Regions from separate parts of the Homo sapiens genome. Here region 1 is linked to region 2. Evidence: chromatin contacts called from ENCODE Hi-C or POLR2A ChIA-PET data. All regions are on one chromosome and are shown on one strand. The core of a region is the stretch at or near the end of the contact, and the rest is flanking DNA. Distances in the headings are between cores, read along the strand shown. Region 1 overlaps NUBP1 (NUBP iron-sulfur cluster assembly factor 1, cytosolic). Region 2 overlaps EMP2 (epithelial membrane protein 2).

Region 1 (5,023 bases), core at 2,126-4,625, 210 kb before region 2:
ACAACTAGGAGGGGAGCGGGGTTAGAGGAAAAGGACAGGGGAGAAGACAGAAACTGGGTTAAACTTGGAGCCATCAGATTCTCCTGAGGGAGAGTCCTAACGCTGATCTCAAGGTTCATAAACACTGATGCCCCCATTCCCCTACCCCTCAGCCTGGCTGAGCTCCTCAAGGGTGATCTTACAGACCTGGCTGTCAGGTCACTTGGAGGCTCGGGCTCAGACCTTGTTTACTGAGCCCTGGTTGGAGGAGACGGGGAAAGGGACCTAGCGCCTGTTTGGCTTGTGTGACAGAATGGATGGAACAGCCAAGAGACGGCAGTGTTGGAGCCACCCTAAACAGCTCTCTTTTGCTCACCCCTCACCAAGCCTTGGTCTCTGCATCTTAAATTTTTCTCAAACTCATCCTATCTTGTTCAGGAGTCTCAGATACAAGCCAAATCTAGACTATTTAAGCAGAATATGAATGTATTAAAAAATATTGGGGGCTGGGTGCAGTGGCTCACGCCTGTAATCCCAACACTTTGGGAGGCTGAGGCGGCCATGTGCCTAGAAGGTAAGTATCATTATCTCTGGTTTACAGAGGAGGAAACTGAGGTTCAGAGGGGACCAGTTCAATAAGCAGGGAACAGAGCTGGGACATAAACTGAGGTCTTTCGGCCCCAACTGGGGCTCTTTCCAGTACACCACGGGCCTGCTGTGGAGGACCAGAGTGGAGCCTCTAGCTGAACCCTGACCAAGCCCTGTTTTCCTTTGATCCTGAAGGTGAATGATGGTTTAGGCTAAACTTACAGAACAGAAACTTAAAGTAAGATGGAAACCTGGAAAAGCTCTTTAGTTGTGACTCAGGTGCAGCTTCAGGCGACCCCATTCCACCCCAAGCCTTCCCCTCTGATACAGGAGGTCTGAGACGGCCTTCAGGAACCTTCTGAGAACAGGGCTAGTATTCATCTTGAAAGCTGCAATGACTCGGATCCAAAGTGCTGCACCTCCGCGTCACTTTTTAACTTGCCCTGAATTAGTTTCTTGCCACCCTCTTCAATCCTCTCAACAAACCCAGCCTCCTACTTCCTCAGCACCCAGCGCTGTCTCAAACTTGTGCACGGGAAAACGCCATCCACAGACCAGCACTGGCCTCAGGTGCCCTCTATGGAGCCATCCGGGGAGAACAGCAGAGCGACATCATCGGAAAACCTGACTTGCTCTCTCCGGACCTTGATACTTGGGACTGATGTGTCAATGATCCACGGGGAAATGACACTATCACTATGACTGTGATAGAGACTTTCCTCGATACTCTCAGGTTTCTAGTGACTCTGTCTCCATGCCCTTCCTTTAGGGAACAATTTAATCAATTCCCTTTAGAGGAATTTCACTCCCTTGGGGAGTGAATCTTGAGCGAAATGATGTAAGGATATGAGAAGCAGATCCAGCGCACTCTCTCACTCCCGTGGCAGGCCCGAGAGGCTGTTGACAAGCTCCTGCTACCCAGATGGCCAGGACGGCCCTGGGTCCTGTCTGTTCAGACTTCCTGTTGATCTTATTACTACCCCAAAATCTGTCCATTTAATTTTGCTTAGGTTAGGCCAGAAAAGCAAAGCTGAGAGCAATGCGCCTGCGTTCCTCCCAGCAGGACCTCTGGGCCTGTGTTTGCAGCTGATGGGAAGAGGCCGCGTTTGCTGCAGAAGGTGGAGATGCTGCAAGGCTGTCGGGACCCAAAGCGTCTCCTTTACTCAGCACCCCAAACTGCCCCTGATGAGGAGGGTAGGGGAAGAGGGATTTAGTCCTAACTTTTAGTCCTTGCACAAGTTGCTTCTGCTTTCGAAGCCTTGGCTGTCTGGGCTTCTGATCTGTGAGACAACTGCTCCGGGGTCATCAAGGCCCCTCTCAGCTCTGCAGTCCCAGGACCCAGAGGAGGGCCTCGCACACTCAGTCCTGAAACACCTAGTGCTGACCTTGTTATGACAGTTTGCCTTTCAGATCACAAAGATCATAAATGTTTAATTTATGGTGGCTGGGTGTGGTGGCTTACGCCTATAATTTCAGAACTTTGGGAGGTTGAGGCAGGCGGATCACCTGAGGTCAGGAGTTCGAGACTAGCCTGGCAAACATAGTGAAACCCTGTCTCTACTAAAAATACAAAAATTAGCTGGGTGTGGTGGCACACGCCTGTAATCCCAGGTACTCCAGAGGCTGAGGCAGAACTGCTTGAGCCCGGGAGGTGGAGGTTGCAGTGAGCTGAGATCACACCACTGCACTCCAGCCTGGGCAAAAGAATGAGACTCCGTCTCAAAAAAACAAACAAAAAAAGTTTAATTTATGGAAGTTGGTGACTTGTTATTTATTCATTGTTTTTGAGGTAGAGTCTCACTCTGTTGCCCAGGCTGGAGTGCAGTGGCATAATCACGGCTCACTGCAGCCTTGACTTCCCAGGCTCAAGTGATCCTCCTACCTCAGTCTCCTGAGTAGCTGGGACTACAGGTGCTTACCACCACACCTGGCTAACTTTTTTTATGTTTTATGTTTTGTAGAGACAGGGGTCTCACTTTGAAGCCCAGGCTGGGAGTCGGTGACTTTTGCAGTGGAAGACAGTGTATGACTCTTGGCTGTCTCATGGCTCAGGCTTATGCTACAGAGGCTCCTTCTGCCTTCACCACAACTTACACACTCCCTGGGCAGCCTGTGACTCGTCAGGGGTGTTTTCTAATTCTGCTCTCTCTTGATCCAAGGCCCTTTGTGCCAATGAGATGACAGGCGCCTGCCTGCCTCAAGCGCTAACATGGAATGGTCTTGCACAGAGTTAGAGCCAAGCTTCCACCAGATGGCAGGCAGAAAAAGGTCAGGGCATGTCCCACCACCCTGCTGGATTTAGGGCAGGGAGAAATCTGTGCTGCTTGACTTTAATCAAGACATATTCAGCATTTTCCATGTGTTGACACTTTGCAGATAGTGATGTCACTGTCATGAGTAGGTCTGCCTGGGGAAAACACACTTTCCTAAATGCTGACTTCTTTTTTTTTTAAACCACCACTGCATAAAAAAATACAGCTGATCTAGCCATATTTCCACACTGAATGGTGTGCTTTCCTTCTGTATACTGCAAAGTCTAGACAGGCATGCAGCAAAGACTTCAGAACGTAATTACATGAAAGTGAAGGATGTAAACAGTTGTCTACTCACAAGTGGTTACTTGCAAGTGGTGAGATGAAAGCCCATCTCCAGTGAGCTGTTTAGGAATATTCCTGACAGCTTCGAAAAGCAAAGATTCTTCTAAACGATACAGACAATCTGAGAAAGCAGATTTCTTGGCCAGCCCACTAGGCCAGTACAGATTTGACCCTCAAATGGCAAGAGATCGCTGACTCACAGAATGACGAATCAACGTGTGTGTGTGTGTGTGTGTGTGTGTGTGTGTGTGTGTGTGTGTATGTGTCTGTGTATCTATCTATATCCTTTTTTTTTTTTAAATGGAGTCTTGTCTGTCACCCAGGCTGGAGTGCAGTAGGGCAATCTTGGCCCACCGCGACCTCCGCCTCCTGGGTTCAAACGATTCTCATGCCTCGGCCTCCCGAGTAGCTAAGACTACAGGCACGTACCACCATGCCCAGCTAATTTTTGTATTTTTTAGTGGAGACAGGGTTTCACCATGTTGGCCAGGCTGGTCTCAAACTCCTGACCTCAAGTGATCCGCCTGCCTCAGCCTCCCAAAGTGCTGTGATTACAGTGTAAGCCACCATGCCCTGCCCAACAAGTGTATTTTGAATCTGCCCAGTACTATACCTTGGGTAGGCTACAAACTCATCTCTAAGGCAGATGTAATCATCATCCCTTCATATCCAGAGAGTGAAATAAAGTAATAAAAATGGTGGCCATCACAGACCTTTACTGAGCATTGACTATTCGTCGGGCCCCGTGCTAAGTGCTTTACTGTGCCATCTCACTCAGTCCTTGGAGTCCCATTTTATAGATGAGAAAACGGAGGCAGAGTAAGCCTGGTAACTTGCCCAAGGTCACAGCAGTGGTGTAGATGGAGCTGGGACCTGAGTTTGGGCTGTCTGACTCCAGAGTGTGTGCTCTTAGCGACCCACCAACCCCTTTTATTAAAGTTGAGATCCAGAGGGCAGCAGTGGGTAATCTGAGTTTTCATGCTCGTCTGTATGCATGGGTGGAAATGAATAAACTCGTGTAAGGGCCAGCAAAAATTTTCCACAAGGGCCAACAGCAAATATATTATTAGGCTTTGTGGGCAAAATCAAGGATCATATGTAGGTACTTAGGTACTAATTTAAAAATTGCAATTTTAGGCCAGGCACGGTGGCTCATGCCTATAATCTCAGCACTTTGGGAGGCCGAGGCAGGGGGACGCCTTGAGTTCAGAAGTTCAAGACTAGCCTGGGCAACATGGCAAAACCTCATCTCTACAAAAAACCCAAAAATTAGCCGGGCATGGTGGCAAGCACCTGTAGTCCCAGGTACTTGAGAGGCTGAGGTGGGAGGATAGCTTGATGAGCCCAGGAAGTAGAGGTTGCAATGAGTCCTGATCATAGCAATGCACTTCAGCCTGGGTGACAGAGTGAGATCCTGTCTCAAACAAACAAAAAACATTTCAAAAATGTGAACATTCTTAGTTCAAAGGCCATAAGGCAGGAGATGGGCTGGATTTGGCCCACTGGCTATAGTTTGCAGGTCCCTGGCTTAGAGAAAAGCTAAAAGGGGTTAATAAAGAGGAAAAAGAAGCGTGAACGTAATGTAATAAACTATCCACATGCAAGGACAGATGTACATCTGCTAGCCATTTTCTTGGCTAGGGAATCCAGTGAAATGCTTCATTTGACTACTGGGCATTTCTTTGCTCTCTGCCGGATTGAGATTCCAAAGAGGCCAATTCAACTTAGTATAAGGAATCATTTTTTTTTCTTCTTGGACAGTCTCATTCTGCCACCCAGGCTGGAGTACACTGGTACAATCTTGACTCACTGCAACCTCTGCCTCCTGGGCTCAAGCGATTCTCATGGCTCATCCTCGC
Region 2 (5,570 bases), core at 979-3,478:
AATAAGCTCCTCAGGCAATTCTCACATGTGTTGCAGTTTGAGAATCCTGGAAGCCCACCATGCCTCGTGCCTAATTAGCAGTCAGTGTTTGCATCATGAACGGACGGCCTTTCTCTCTATTTCCATTTTGTGTTACAGGCCTGGTGGGTAGGAGATGAGTTTTTTGCAGATGTCTGGAGAATATGTACCAACAACACGAATTGCACAGTCATCAATGACAGCTTTCAAGGTAAGTGTGAATGAAGGAAGCTGACTGAGAAGCACTGAGGGAGGAAGGAACGGTCAGGAGTGAGGCTTCGGGTTCCCCGACTCCGTACCCTCTCCTCCACTCACTGCATACTCCGGTGGGCCTGGCCGCGTTTGCTCAGTGTGTGCTGGAGCGGAGGACAGCACAAGCTGGAGATGCCAGGGGTGTGGAGAAGCCGGAGGCTGGAGGGAGACCAACTCCAGCTAAGTTGGACCTCATGCCTTCTCTTCTCTGCCTCTTGGCACAGCCGAGTTTCCCGTTCTCATCCTTTCTCCAGCTTCAGCTCTCATCTAGAATTTTCTCTTCCCTTCTTTTTTTATCCAAGCCTTGCCTCTAAATGGGCTCAGAGACCATAATTTACTCTCCAGTCACTTTTCCCTGTCCAGCAGTAAGAAATCCGAGATCTGGCGGGGCTCAGTGGCTCATGCCTGTAATCCCAGCACTTTGGGAAGCAGAGGCGGATGGATCACTTGAGGTCAGGAGTTTGAGACCAGCCTGGTCAATATGGCGAAACCCCATCTCTACTAAAAATACAAAAATTAGCTGGGCGTGGTGGTGCACGCCTGTAATCCCAGCCACTGAGGAGGCTGAAGCAAGAGAATTGCTTGAATCCAGGAGGCGGAGGTTGCGGTGAGCCGAGATCACGCCACTGCGCTCCACCCTGGGTGACAGAGTGAGACCCTGTCTCAAAAACAAACAAAAATCCAAGATCTGGCTTCCGTTCCTAGACAAGCTGTGTAGCCTTGCATTGGGCATGTCAATTTCAACATCCTCAGCTGTAGAACAGAAGTAATAATGATGCCTTTGCTGTGCCCACCTCTTCAATGAGCTAAAATACATGAAAAGGCTTTAAAATACAGAAAATCCCATTCAAAAACATGCTAACCACTGTTTTTCATTATGAAGTGAATGGTTCTGTTTTTCCTCATAGAACTGATGAAATAGATACTTTGGGATCCCAGTTGCCTGATAAAATACAGTATACCCGGTTAAATTAGAGATTTCAGATAAACAATAAGTACTGTTTTTTAGTATGACTATGGCCCAAATATTAATATAACATGGGACATACTTATGCTAAAAAATATTTGGTTTTGTTGGTGGGGGGGGAGGGTTTAGTTTTTTGGTTTTTGTTTGTTTGTTTGTTTGTTTTTGAGACAGGGTCTCACTCTGTCACCCAGGCTGGAGTGCAGTGGTGCAGTCACGACTCACTGCAGCCTTGACCTCCCGGGCTCAAGTGATCCTCCCATCTCAGCCTCTCAAGTAGCTGGGACTACAGGCACTCACCACCATGCCCAGCTAATTTTCGTAATTTTTGTAGAGATGGAGTTTCACCATGTTGCCCAGGCTGGTCTCGAACTCCTGGGCTCCAGAGATCTGCCCACCTCAGCCTAAAGGAGGAGGAGGAGCCACCATGCCTCTCCTAAAATTTATTTGTTGTCCATCGGATATTCATGTACTGGGCATCCTGTCTTTGTGTTTGTTTTGGTTTGTTTGCCAAATCTGACAATCCTATTAGGGAGCAAAGGAGCCTACTCCCTGGGTCCCAGATTCTCACCACACTCAGTAACAATATCCATATTCATCATAAAAGCAGCAAAAATACCAGTAGAAGGCACCATTTACTTAAAGTTTACTGTGAGGCATGGGTCTAAGTCCTTTACATAGGTGATCTCATAGCCCCATCAGGCAGGGACCATAGGCCCCATTTTAAGATGGGGAAACTGAGGCAGAGAGCAGTTAAGTTACCCAAGGCCGCATAGCCAGGAGCGAATGATGGCGGCAGGATTCCAGTCTAGGTGTGACCAGCTCTAAAGCCAGTACCCTTAACCACGGAACACCATCGGTGCTCCCTTCCATCTCGTCTGTTATTCTGTCATGCTAACCTCTGGCCCTGGGAACAGCCCTCCTTCCCTGAGCTCTGCAAGCCCCAGCTGTCGCCAGTGTGCAAGGCCAGCTGGGAGGGCTTGCTGTGCTCTGTGGCTGTTTTTCTGAATCCTCCACATGGGATTATTCACTTATTTTTCTTTAAAACAGGGGTTGGCGAACCGCTGGCCAAATTCAGTCCAAGGCCTGTTTTTGTTTGGCCGGGGAGCTAAGAACAGTTTTTACATTTTTAAAAGTTGTTTACACACACACACACACCCCTAAAAACAAAACAAAAAGAACATTCAACAAGAGACCATATGGTTCACAAAACCTAAAATATTCACTGTCTGTCCCTCTACTGAAAAAGTTTGCCAACTTTTTTTACTTTAAAAAGTTTACTTTTAAAATAGCCCACTTTTCTGTACATAAATCTACTGTATTTAGTGGAGACAGGGTCTTGCTGTGTTGCCCAGGCTGGTTTTTCACGCCTGGCTTCAAGTGATCCTCCCACCTTGGCCTCCCAAAGTGCTGGGGTTTTTAGGCATGAGCCTCTGCACTCACCCATAAATCTATTTTCTTTTTTTTTTTTCCGTTTGAATCAGGGTCTCGCTTTGTCACTCTGGCTGGAGTGCAGTGGTGCAATCACAGCTCACTGTAACCTCTGCCCCCCAGGTTCGAGTGATCCTCCCACCTCAGCCTCCCCAGTAGCTGGGATTATGGGTGTGTGCCACCACACCTGGCTAATTTTTGTATTTTCTGTAGAGACAGGGTTTTACCATGTTGCCCATGCTGGTCTTGAACTCCTGAGCTCAAGCGATTCTCCCACTTCACCCACTGTGGCCTCCCAAACCATAAGTCTATGTTAAAGAGAATGTCACATCCCTCCCATGAGTGTTATCACTCGTATAAACTAGTATCACTTGCCATAAAAGAAGGGAAGCTTTCTGAAAATACTAGATGGAAAGCCCAATGATGTTATCAAAGTCTGGGCAGACACACTTCCCTCCTGAAGCCTCTAAGCCTGTTTCTGGTCCTTTTCATGTTAAAAAACAAACAACCCCAAACACCCAGATATTAGTGGGTGTTTTTAAAGCACAAAAGCAGCTGGTGGAGAACTCCTCCTTGAGGTCCTTAGAGAAATCTATTTATTTATTTGTTTATTTATTTATTTATTTTTGAGACAGAGTCTCGCTCTGTCACCCAGGCTGGAGTGCAGTGGCGCAATCTCTGCTCGCTGCAGTCCCCGCCTTCTGGGTTCAAGCCATCCTCCTGCCTCAAACTCCCAAGTAGCTGGGATTACAGGTGTGTGCCACCACACCCAGCTAATTTTTGTATTTTTAGTAGAGACAGGGTTTTGCCATATTGGCCAGGCTGGTCTCAAACTCCTGACCTCAGGTGATCCACCTGCCTCTGCCTCCCATAGTGCTGGGATTACAGGCGTGAGTCACCATGCCCAGCCCTTAGAGGAATTTAAACTGAGCAAAGTGAGCATCCCTCTCATTCCGTGAATTTGTGTAGTTTCCCGTCCTCACTGGGTTCCACATACACCCATCTCAGGGGCTGCCTGGCAGGCACATCCTGCACCCCCTCCCAGCTTTGAGAAACCCTGTTCTAGGAACATCTATTCATCCTTTCCCCCAAAGCCATGTTTTCCCCATTTGCCCCATCATGGGTCACTTGTTGCTGAAAATACAGATTCCTGGTGCCCACTCCAGGACAATGGTAGCAGAATCTCCAGGGGGAGAGGCCTAAGAATCTGTATTTTTAATAAGCAATCCCAGGTGATCCCTGGGATTGGGCAGATTTGGGAAGTACTGCTGTAAGCCAGAGGGTCACCACTTGGGCTCCATATTGGAATTCCCTCGGTGGCTTTACGAAGCCCTCGTGCCCGCTCTCAATGCCCGACGTTCTGATTTATTTCATCTCAGTAGAGCCTGCTGGGTTTTCTTTTTCTTTTTCTTTTTTTAATGGAGTTATAATTTACAAACAAGGAAACGCAGGCTTCTTAAGGGCTCAGTTTGGTGGGTTTTGACAATTGTATAAACACCCACGTAACCACCATCCAAAAGAAGACAGAGAACATTGCCAACTCTCCAGAAAGTTCCTCGGGCCCCCTTCCACACAGTTGCTACCGCTTTCTGCCCCGAGGGCAACCACTTCTGACTTCTGTCACTATAACTCACTTCCACCTGTTCCTGGGCCTCATGGGAATGGGGTCATGTGGTGTGTGTCATAGTGGGGGAGCCGGTCTGACTCCTTTCGCTCCCCATAAGGAATTGGGGGAAAGGCTAGATGCTCTCCAAGCAACCGTAATCTGTAGCCAGAATGGATTAAATCCACAGCTCTAGACGTTTCATTAAGTACTTACCAATTATGTTCACTCCAGTGAGTTTTCAGGCAAAACTGCAAAATTGAAGGAAAAAAAAGACAGAAAGAAAAAGAAAAGGAAGGTGTGTCCTTAGATTTTCTGTGCAGCGTGGACGCTGTCCCCTCACGTTATCTTTTGGCCTCATCCTGGTGGTAACATTCAGCATTCAGCTCTTACACAGGACTCCCACCTTGCCTGCACCCTCCAAACCCCCTTATGTAGATGAGTTTACTCTACCTTCCTAGCCCGATGAGGAAGGAGCTATTAGTATCCCCATTTTAGAGTTCAAGACCACCGTGAGCAACATAGCGAGACTCCATCCCTACAAAAATTTTTTAAAAATTAGCCAGACATGCCTGTAGTCCCAGCTACACAGGAGGCTGAGGCAGGAGGATCACTTGGGCCCAAGAGTTCAAGGCTGCAGTGAGCTACGGTTGTGCCACTACACTCCAGCCTGGTTGTCAGAGTGAGACCCTGTCTCAAAAAATATATCTATATCCCCATTTTACAGGTGAGGAAACTGAGGCCCACGAAGGTAACCCATGTGCAGGATGCCTTCCCTATGGCCACATAGCTTTCTACACATTAGCCTCACTGTGACCTGCCCCCATGTGACACCCTCCACCCTAGGCCTCCCTTCTCCACTGAAACTTCTCTGTACTGAGCCCCAAACCTTCATACCCCAGTCTCTGTTAAGGCTGACCTGAAAAGAAAGGAGCTTTCCTCCTCTTTGTAAGTAGTGACCGTGAAGATCAGCCTCCGATACCTACAGGCTAGTGTGGAGTCCACAGAGCACCTCACAAGGTCACAGTCCCATGAGCCCTGAGTCCATGGGAATCCCTCTCTAAAATGGAGACCCCCAAGGCCCCATCCTGATTTCTTGAGTCACAATCTACCACGTTGGAACCTGAGGTTTGTCCTTCAAAAGATTCCCCTGTCCATGAGCCAAGCATGTGGGGTCTGTGACCCAGACCAGGAAGAATGCAGAGCAGGTGGTTCTTGCCTCGTCTTCCAGATAAGGGGTCGAGGATTGTCCAGTCAAATGGACACTGGAGGTGAGGGGCAGGGGGTCTGGAAGACGCCTTG

Evidence for each region. A loop is a pair of places that touch in the nucleus more often than their neighbours do. ChIA-PET counts read pairs that join two places held with the same protein, here RNA polymerase II (POLR2A). Pooled maps may share reads with other maps.
Region 1: POLR2A ChIA-PET joins it to region 2 with 10 read pairs in WTC11. The contact joins two enhancer-like sites. A Hi-C loop is called at or near these places in 2 of 168 maps with a recorded cell type or tissue (Right ventricle myocardium inferior and ascending aorta), 2 of 37 single-sample maps with no recorded cell type and 10 of 50 pooled maps. POLR2A ChIA-PET finds 5 or more read pairs at or near these places in 6 of 52 experiments (AG04450, B cell, HepG2 and 3 more).

Annotation. Positions count from the first base shown.
Region 1 is chr16:10,747,528-10,752,550 of GRCh38, reverse strand. The region is part of intron 3 of NUBP1 (NUBP iron-sulfur cluster assembly factor 1, cytosolic); the gene reads right to left. Among named protein-coding and RNA genes, the nearest start is that of NUBP1, 6.2 kb to the right of the region's middle. Within about 2 kb of position 3,375, at least 4 of the 41 ENCODE cell types and tissues checked have a DNase peak (open chromatin) inside an H3K27ac peak, as active enhancers do.
Region 2 is chr16:10,538,229-10,543,798 of GRCh38, reverse strand. EMP2 (epithelial membrane protein 2) reads left to right here. Exons shown (of 5, transcript NM_001424.6): 3 at 139-229. Among named protein-coding and RNA genes, the nearest start is that of LINC01290, 13 kb to the right of the region's middle. Within about 2 kb of position 2,228, at least 5 of the 41 ENCODE cell types and tissues checked have a DNase peak (open chromatin) inside an H3K27ac peak, as active enhancers do.